2 separate regions of the Homo sapiens genome follow, and region 1 is linked to region 2. Evidence: chromatin contacts called from ENCODE Hi-C or POLR2A ChIA-PET data. All regions are on one chromosome and are shown on one strand. The core of a region is the stretch at or near the end of the contact, and the rest is flanking DNA. Distances in the headings are between cores, read along the strand shown.

Region 1 (4,799 bases), core at 579-3,078, 79 kb after region 2:
CAAAAAATAAACAGTAAAATTGTACATAAAAATAAACTTATTGGAAATAAGTCTTGTATCACAAACTCAGAGATTGCCCACATTATCTGGTTGACCTGAAATTGTTATAATAATCATTTTTAAGTAGGTAAAACAGTTTGGTGCTTGAAAATATTTTGCCATATAGATTTCCATCAGGGTGGCATTGACTGTAATCAACCCCTCTGTTGGGATATTTTTAAACAGTGCCCTAGTGGCAACAATGAATGGGCCAATACCAAGGGAAAATAAATACCATTTGTTGAAAAAGAACATCTAAATTTTAAACAACAGTTTTTGTTATGGGAACCATTCCAATAAGCCCAGAACTTGATATTTATGTATGCAGAAAAGTAAAGAATGGCAGAACTCAATGCTTGTACCTTTAAAAATGACAATGGAAAAAAAAAAATACTAAAAAGCCAGTTTTCTGTGGCCAACCTGTTAACTTTTATTGGAATGCTCCTGTGTTTAGGGTTGTAGTTTCTTGATATGGCAGAGACAGTGTGCATTCTCATTTCTGGTATGCATTTAATCTTTCAGTGTTTGCTTACCCCCCTCCCACTTTTAGCTTCCATGATTAGATGTATTTTTTGCCAAAACTCATGTGACATTTGAATCATTTCCAATTCCACTGCAACTCACCTGTTTTCTTGTGAAAGCCCTGCAGTCACAATTATCTTAACCTCCTTAAAATGAGTCATTCCTGCTCTTCTGTCCATTTAAAAGTATTTTCCTTCTTATTATCTTTTGACTCTCTCCCTAAGTTTCCTTCGGATAAGCTTTTCTTCTGATAAGATCCCAAACACTAGCATATAGCTTATGTTTGTAAAGTATAAACTAAATTGTCAGTCACTGCAAGTGTTCTTATTGTTTTCCCAGGTTTTCGCTTTAGACCCAGTCCTGGGCACCTTTCTGATCCTCACCAGTGTCATCTTGATGGTACTTGTGGTAATTAATCTTTTCGTTTCGGCCATTCTCATGGCCTTTGGAAAAGAAAGAAAGTCGCTTAAGGTAGGTAACTAAAAGATAAACTAGCATGCTGTTATATCACTGGGAAAGCTCCACTGTAACTGCCCCTAAGATGACGGGCTGACATAATTTATAATGCACAGTATCATATTCCCTTTATTAGTTTCAAAAGCTCTGCCAGCTATCTTCCTAGGAAACCCAATTTATAAGACTACATAATATTCTATAGCCATTGTCCTATAAATAGTTGGCTCGCAACCATTAGTGGAAACACTCCAATGCCTGACTGCAAATTATTAAAGAAATAGTATCTTTACATTTACTAATTTTTTAAAAATCTTTGGTACTTTTTTTACTCCACTATTAGCAGTAATTTCAATTTTCTCACTTTTCTCTTTTTGTCTTCAATACTCAGAAAGAAGCTGCACTAATAGATACACTGCTACAGAAGCTCTCAAATTTGTTAGGAATCAGTTGGCCCCAAAAAACCTCATCTGAGCAAGCAGCCACGACAGCAGTGGGCAGTGACACTGAAGTTTTAGATGAACTACCTTAATCCTGTTATCTCCTACTTGGCTTAGTATTTATTAGCGTATTACTACTTATCTTTGCATGGCATAGCTTTAAAATTATAATATACTTTGTTTTTAATTCTGTAAGTTAGGAATCAAAATCCCCTTGGTCCCAAGTTCTTATGGATCTTGGCACTGTCAAGATAGGATTAACAATGCAAGAATACTACGAGACAAACTAGCTCTGCTGCCAAGCAGCAAGTAACAGAACTCACCACCCATGGCCCAGGATGGCTGCGGGAAATGAAGCAGTCAGAAGTGAGCTCACTGCAACTTACTAAAAATAAACATCCAAGGATGAGGCATGGCAGATGCGGAGCCCTGCCACTGAGGAAGACCAAGGAAATTCACAGATGCTATCTGGGCTATCTAAATACAGAGATCAAAATGAGCTCTGTACTGCTCCAGGAATCCTGAAACTAAGGGCTGGTTTACATGGATCACTTGGTTAAAATATTCTCCACTAAAATCCAGATTTATACTTCATCATCTGACCAAACAGTAGAGAAAGCAGGACACAGGATCTTTAACTTTATTAGCAGCTACTGAGCTACAGAATACAAACCAACTGAAAACATTAAAGAAAGGCTGCCTGAAACAAGTATGTACAGGTATACTACACAGAAGCAAAAGCTGTATCATCCAATCCCAAAGCCACCCCTGTGGGGAAGGATGACCTTAGCTATGGGCCAAAGGAGTAACAGAAGTTATGACATAAGAGTCCCATCCATCCAGGAAAGCAGTGAACAACTACAGCTGCATGGGCACCAAAAATTTTTCTGAGATTAGTTTTAAAGGTTCCATGAATCAAAGTTTTCAAATGAAAACAGGTACCCCTCTTTTCCTGTAGGCTTTCCAGCTCACTACCCAAAAGACTTGAGTACTTCTATTAAGGCAGCTGGAAGCCCACCCTAGGACTTGAATGGCACCTTGTCCTTTCTCTGCCAGTAATGCAATCCAACACAATATGCTACAGGGAAAACAGAATTTCCACGGTGCCGCCCTCTGGTACAAGGGAAACAGCACGCAAAGCAAAAGGCCACAGAGGGCTCCCTGAGAATCCAGTACAACTAAGCGAGGCCTTCAACTGTCAAGACAAACTTTGCAACTGGATCCCGGTGGGACAGTGCCCTGCAGCGAGGAGTACTGTATATGCCAATGAGAGGGCCCAGCTTCCAGGAACCGTTACAATGGCGTCCCGAGTCATTTTCCCTCTCCCACTTGCATTCGAGAGTGAGAAAACACACAAGGTGGCCTTGATTCTCACTCACCACAATCCCCCTGTACAGAGGGGTCTGTTTCTAAGTCTGGAACCTCAACACGAGGCTGGGATGCTTCACAACGTGCTCTCTCCCACTGTCCAGCCATCTTTGGTGGTCTTCCCACAGTGCTTCCCCCATCCTCTCACACTCCTGTGGAGGGACCATGGGACGGGCCAGGAGGAAACCTGGGATCACTCTGACAGGAAACGGACAAGCACAGCTGCCAGGAGCCAGTTGCTCTGGCCTCAGTCTCCAATTGTTAGTCTCAGGATCAACAGAGAACTGGAAAGCAGCAGAATCTGGAGGAGCAGGAAGAGAGCCCAGAGGGAGTGTTGTGCTGAGTGACGGTTAACAGATGAAACAGAATTTCATGGAGATTCTTTGTTACAAGGAGAAATTGCTCAGTCTCAACTCCCAAAACGTGAAAGTTGCCTGGTTTAAGAGACCTATGTTTTCTTTTTCAGCTCTTCAAACCTCCGGGAAAGATCATCAAAGTCAATGTCTTCAGATGCTGAGGTGCTGGCACCAGCAGATGCAGTTGGTAGTGTGTCTGGCACAGATGGCAACTCTGGTAGGACAAAGTTGTCATAGTTATCTGCAGGTCTGGAAGGAAGCTTTGCAGAGGCTTCTGGCTTGGGTCCAGGACCTAATTAGGGCAAGGAGCACAACGTTACAAATACCAGAGAAATGACTCAGATCCCCTTTGGCAGTAAAAATAAAATGATCAAAACACAGGAGAAAACCTTAGTTCACAAACTTTTTTTTTTTTTTTTGAGACAGTCTCCCTCTGTCACCCAGGCTGGAGTGCAGTTGGCGTGATCTCAGCTCACTGCACCTCTGCCTCCTGGGTTCAGGCAATTCTCCTGCCTCAGCCTCCTGAGTAGCTGGGATTACAGGCGCATGCCACCACACCTGGCTAATTTTTGTATTTTTAGTAGAGAGAGGGTTTCACCAGGTTGGCCTTGAACTCTGATCTCAAGTGATCCACACACCTCAGCCTCCCAAAGTGCTGGATTACAGGTGTGAGCCACCGCATCTGGCTAAAAAAAAGTTAATTCTAGAGGCTAATAAACATTTGAATGACAGTTAATATCTACATTTTCTAATTAGGGTTGAATCCTGTTTTACTTTCCTGTGGTGAGAAAAAAGTTTAAGGGAAATCAAAGTGGGATACATGGGGCCACATCCACAGAGCAATCGACTGTTCCTTTTCATAAGGTCTGTTACTTTACCAACTAAGTCCAAGGAGTGATAATAGGATTCTGATAGAACAAACACTGCTTCCTTAAGAACCAACATTCTTTAGGGATTGGGGGCAAAGTTTTTTTAAAGGAATATAATGTCCAAGTTATTTTGTTATAATAGTCTGATCTGTATTTCCAGTCTTCCATCTAGTATTTTATATTAAGATCATGCCCCCACACACATCTACTGTATGTTTCCTTAAGTTCTAGATTCAGGAAAACTAAATTACAAAAAAATCAAAATAGTGCTCTGACTCTGGAGGGAAGGGCAGAGTTGACTGGCAACAAGGGAACTTTGAGGTAAGAGTAATGTTGTATACCTTGATCAGAGAGTGGAATTGTCTGTGTATACACTTAAAATGTATGGGTTTGCCGGGCGTGGTGGCTCACGCCTGTAATCCCAGCACTTTGGGAGGCCGATGTGGGCAGATCACAAGGTCAGGAGATCAAGACCATCCTGGCTAACATGGTGAAACCCCATCTCTACTAAAAATACAAAAAAAAATTAGCCAGGCGTGGTGGGGGATGCCTGTAGTCCCAGCTACTTGGGAGGTTGAGGCAGGAGAATGGCGTGAACCCGGGAGGTGGAGCTTGCAATGAGCCGAGATCACGCCACTGCATTCCAGCCTGGGTGACAGAGCAAGACTGCCTAAAAAAAAAAAAAACTATGAGTTTTTTTAAAATGTAAATTGTATCTCCATAAGACAACTGTCTAATATTATTTATATTCT
Region 2 (4,861 bases), core at 965-3,464:
GCTCAGGCGCTTGAGACCAGCCTGGGGAACATAGTGAGACCCCGTCTCTACAAAATATAAAAAATTAGCCAGGCATGGTGGTGCGCCTGCGGTCTCAGCTACTTGGGAGGCAGAAGTGGGTGGATCCCTTGAGCCCAGGAGGTCCAGGCTGCAGTGAGCCGGGATGACACCACTGCACTCCACCTGGGCGACAGAGTCAGACTCTCTCAAAAATGTATACATACAAAGACATTATACATATATTCCATTTCAAGGTAACGGGGGTGTAAAATATAAAACAGAAGCTTCAGATCTTATTGGATCAAAAGTGGTTCACAATGCTTTTCTCTATCACTGCCACATGCTGAGTTATTCATTCATTAGTTCAGTCATTCATCAAATACTGATTGAGCAAAGATGACAAAACAGATCTTGCCCCTACCCTCATGGAGAGTGTGATCTTATGAAGCGACAGACAGAAATTAATGATCATGCAAATATGTAGTCATAGCAACTGTGATGAAGGATAAAAAGTATAAGGTAATGGAAGTATTCAACCTAATCTTAGAGGTAAGGAAAGGCTTCCTTAAGGAAATGACTTAAAGCTGATACTCAAGGGATAAACGAGTTGATGGGGGTCTCTCTGAACCTATTCTGGTTCAATTATTTAAAAAAATAGTTAACCAGAAGGCAGTACGGAGAGGAAAAAGTGTAAAGGCTCTCTCAGTAGCAGAAGAGAATGAAAAAGGGAGAAAGTTTGGAACAGAGGAGTGAGGGAAAGTAAGGCTTAAGACGAGGCAGGAGAAAGGAGCAGGAGTCTTGGCCAAAATAAAGATTTGGGTTTTGTTCCCTAAGCCAGGAAATGACATGATTAGATTTGCTTTTAAGGATCCTTCCAAACTGCTAAAGACATGTAGATCAAGTATTCATTGGCTGGGCGCGGTAGCCCACGCCTGTAATCCCACCACTTTGGGAGGCTGAGGCGGGAAGATCCCTTGAGGCCAATAGTTCTAGACCAGCCTGGGCAACACAGTGAGATCCCATCTCTCTCCATTTATTTATTTTAAAAAGAGACTCAGGCCGAGCGCGGTGGCTCACGCCAGTAATCCCAGCACTTTGGGAGGCTCACGAGGTGAGGAGTTCGAGACCAGCCTGACCAACATGGTGAAACTGCAGTCTCTACTAAAAATACCAAAATTAGCCAGTCGTGGTGGCGCGCGCCTGTAATCTCAGCTACGCAGGAGGCCGAGGCAGGAAAATCGGTTGAACCCGGGAGGCGGAGGTTGCAGTGAGCCAAGATCGCGCCACTGCACTCCAGCCTGGGCGACAGCCCAAGACTCCGTCTCAAATAAACATATAAAAAGAAAGTCAAGGTTATTCATTGCCTCCCTTGGAGACTGTACTCCCCCCCACCATGTCAATCAACAAATATCTGAACACCTATTTTTTTTTTTTTTTTTTTTTTTTTTGAGACGGAGTCTCGCTCTGTCGCCCAGGCCGGACTGCGGACTGCAGTGGCGCAATCTCGGCTCACTGCAAGCTCCGCTTCCCGGGTTCACGCCATTCTCCTGCCTCAGCCTCCCGAGTAGCTGGGACTACAGGCGCCCGCCACCGCGCCCGGCTAATTTTTTGTATTTTTAGTAGAGACGGGGTTTCACCTTGTTAGCCAGGATGGTCTCGATCTCCTGACCTCATGATCCACCCGCCTCGGCCTCCCAAAGTGCTGGGATTACAGGCGTGAGCCACCGCGCCCGGCCTCTGAACACCTATTACATACGGGGATACAGCTAAGAACTTTTCACAGAGACCCCCGCCCCTAACAAAACTTTACCTAAAAGGGTTGGGAGCATGTCCTACTCTAGTTTCATTCCCCGTTGGATCCGGCACACAACGCTAGGCGGTCATGTGTTCACTAAGCACCCCTGTGCCAGGCTCAAAAACATGGCCCAGGCGCAGACACTCAGATCAGCACCCACCCAGACCTGCAGGCGCTGTCTGCACACGCCTGACCGAGTCCACGTGCAAATGCACACGCACGAGCATTTGCAGGAGACCCCGGAAACACGCACACGTCCCAGGGGGGCCCACACTCCCGGAGCCGCCTTCGGTCCATGCCTCGCCCGGCCTGACTCTCCGTTCTCGCCCTCCCCGGTCCCTGGTCCCCCATCCACACTGCTCACTCGCGGGACTCACTTTCAGGTGTCTCCACGCCATGCTCCTTCCGTCATTAAGCCCGCCCCTGTCTCCCTTCCATTGGAGGAGATGGTGGCGGCCCCTCTTGTCTCCGCCCCTTAGCCGCCAACCCACCAGTCGCCGGGCAGAAGGGTTGAGAGGACGCCTCCGCGCAGCGGGGAAGGCCCGGCACCACCCCCAGGTTCTGGTTGGGTGCACGTGCGCAGTAGCGGCGGCCACGCCTCTTCCGCCCGCCCTCTCCCAGCCTGCCCGCTTGATCGCCGGCTGTTGGCGGAGATGAGATGCCGCTGCACGGTGTTTGTCCGTACTACCGCAGCCTCGAATCCAAGAGTCCGCGAGCATCAAAACACTGTGTTTCACACCAGAAATATTTGTACAGTTTTTATCACTTTAAAAAATAAATTTTACTGCTGTGTTGATATAAAGATGAATATGTTAATATATAAACTTTTTCAACTTAAAAGTTGATTTTTCTTAAGGTTTTTTAAGGAAATTAAAACATTTTCTTGAGGCCGGGCATGGTGGCTCACGCCTGTAGTCCCAGCACTTTGGGAGGCTGAGGCAGGCAGATCACTTGAGGTCAGGAGTTCGAGACCTGGTCAACACCCAAAACCCCGTGTCTACTAAAAAATAAAATAAAATACAAAAATTAGCCGGGCGTAGTGGCAGGCGCCTGTAATCCCAGGTACTCGGGAGGCTGAGGCAGGAGAATCGCTTGAACCCAGAAGGTGGAGGTTGCAGTGAGCCGAGATAGCACCACTGCACTCCAGCCTGGGCGACAAAGCAAGACTCTGTCTCAAAAACAAACAAAGAAAAATAACCAAAAAAAAAAAATTTCTTGAGATCCTAAAAGTGTCAGAGGCCCTTCCCTGGCCCTGCGCCTGTTGTGCCTCCTGGAGAAAGTGGCCCTGGTTATACCTTGGCATTGTGGTGCAACAGATGTGGAGGTATTTTTTTAAATACTGTTTCTAATCAAGACCCTGAGTGTGCAGGCCCGTTGGAGTGTGGTTTACTGCGGTGATTTTTTTTTTTTTTTTTTTTTTTTTTTGACAGAGTCTTGCTCTGTTGCCCAGGCTGCAGTGCAGTGGCGCGATCTCGGCTCACTACAAGCTCCGCCTCCCGGGTTCACGCCATTCTCCTGCGTCAGCCTCCCGAGTAGCTGGGACTACAGGCGCCCGCAACCATGCCCGGCTCATTGTTTTGTATTTTAGAGACGGGGTTTCACCGTGTTAGCCAGGATGGTACTGCGGTGATTTATGACGACCTAATGTGTCACTTTGTAGTCCTCTGAAGCAATCGTGCCCTCACGAAGAATTTTGAAATGTCTTACCTAATGATGTCCTGGCCGTTGGAGAATAGCCTCTGTAGACTTAGGTGTCAACAGCATTAATCAGATACTTATTGTTTGGAGGCTCTACACCCATCCGTGTCATTTTTGTCCAGTTGCAGTGTTCCCGCCATCAGCTGAAATAGCTGGGTTATTGTCGTAGCAGAAATTAGAGCAAAAGAAAGGTGTATGAAATATCTTGAGTCAAGCCATTTTTGAGCTTCATCAGTTGTATGAAGCTATCAAATTAGAACAAATTCACAGACCCAGCTGAGACTTAGAGACAGATTCTACTGCAATAATTTACATGCTAGGTGTTTCAGTCTACATGCAATAGAAATCATTGAAAACATTTATCAAGGTAAAAGTTATGCTTATCAACCTGTCTTCCCTTTACACTTTAATGGAATAAGTTAATTCAGCACACCTTAGTCAACATAAATCATTGCTCATCTGGGACAAAAAACTACTTACATGTTTATCCTCAGTTCTGAGCACTCTCTCACCAATTTTTTGGTCGTTTAAATTAAAACTTTTATTGATAGAGTGCTTGTGTCTTAGATAAAGCATGTATTGAAAGAATATATACAAGGACTTTACCCTTTATGAAAAGGATTGAAATGAAATTACAGCATTGTGTAAGATACCTGACTTGACTTTCAGAGATTTCATCAACATCAGGTTTCATTTAAAAATGCTTGAAACGGTCCCAGTCAGTCCAGAGGCTGCGGCTGTGGAGGTACCACCTGTGGAGAAACTGCAAAGATGCTGTCTGTGTGTGTCTCCGCGGCCGTAGCCCGTGACCTCACTCGGTGGGCAGGACTGGTCTCCAGAAATGCTTTGGGTTCATCTTTCATTGCTGCAAGGAACCTCCATGCCTCTAACACTCATCTTCAGAAGACTGGGACTGCTGAGATGTCCTCTATTCTTAAAGAGCATGTTCTTGGAGCTGATACCTCTGCTGACCTTGAAGAAACTGGGCATGTCTTAAGTATTGGTGATGGTATTGTCCATGTACATGGGCTGAGGAATGTTCCAAGCAGAAGAAATGGTAGAGTTTTCTTCAGGCTTAAAGGATATGTCCTTGAACTTCGAAACTGACAATGTTGGCATTGTAGTGTTTGAAAATAATAAAGTAAGGAAGGAGGTATAGTGAAGAGGACAGGAACCATTGTGGACGTTCCAGTCGGTGAGGAGCTGTTGGGTCGTGTAGTTGATGCCCTTGGTAATGCTATTGATGGAAAGGGTCCAATGGGTTCCAAGACCCATAAGTGAGTCGGTCTGAAAGCCCCCAGAATCATTCCTCGAACTTCAGTGTGGGAACCAATGCCGACTGGCATTAAGGCTGTGGATAGCTTGGTG

Evidence for each region. A loop is a pair of places that touch in the nucleus more often than their neighbours do. ChIA-PET counts read pairs that join two places held with the same protein, here RNA polymerase II (POLR2A). Pooled maps may share reads with other maps.
Region 1: a map of endothelial cell of umbilical vein shows a loop between it and region 2 (10-fold over the local background). The contact joins the enhancer-like site here to the promoter of DHODH in region 2. A Hi-C loop is called at or near these places in 1 of 168 maps with a recorded cell type or tissue (endothelial cell of umbilical vein), 1 of 37 single-sample maps with no recorded cell type and 5 of 50 pooled maps. POLR2A ChIA-PET finds 5 or more read pairs at or near these places in 2 of 52 experiments (GM12878 and WTC11).

Annotation. Positions count from the first base shown.
Region 1 is chr16:71,926,285-71,931,083 of GRCh38, reverse strand. It overlaps IST1 (IST1 factor associated with ESCRT-III), which reads right to left. Exons shown (of 10, transcript NM_001270975.2): 10 at 1-3,470. The coding sequence ends at 3,271. It overlaps PKD1L3 (polycystin 1 like 3, transient receptor potential channel interacting), which reads left to right. Exons shown (of 30, transcript NM_181536.2): 29 at 901-1,032; 30 at 1,406-1,546. The coding sequence ends at 1,546. Among named protein-coding and RNA genes, the nearest start is that of IST1, 33 kb to the right of the region's middle. Within about 2 kb of position 1,828, at least 11 of the 41 ENCODE cell types and tissues checked have a DNase peak (open chromatin) inside an H3K27ac peak, as active enhancers do; they include endothelial cell of umbilical vein, where a contact is called at or near this core.
Region 2 is chr16:72,006,097-72,010,957 of GRCh38, reverse strand. DHODH (dihydroorotate dehydrogenase (quinone)) reads right to left here and starts at 2,214. Exons shown (of 9, transcript NM_001361.5): 1 at 2,173-2,214. The coding sequence starts at 2,193. It also overlaps the pseudogene ATP5F1AP3. RefSeq lists silencers at 2,220-2,419, 2,363-2,462.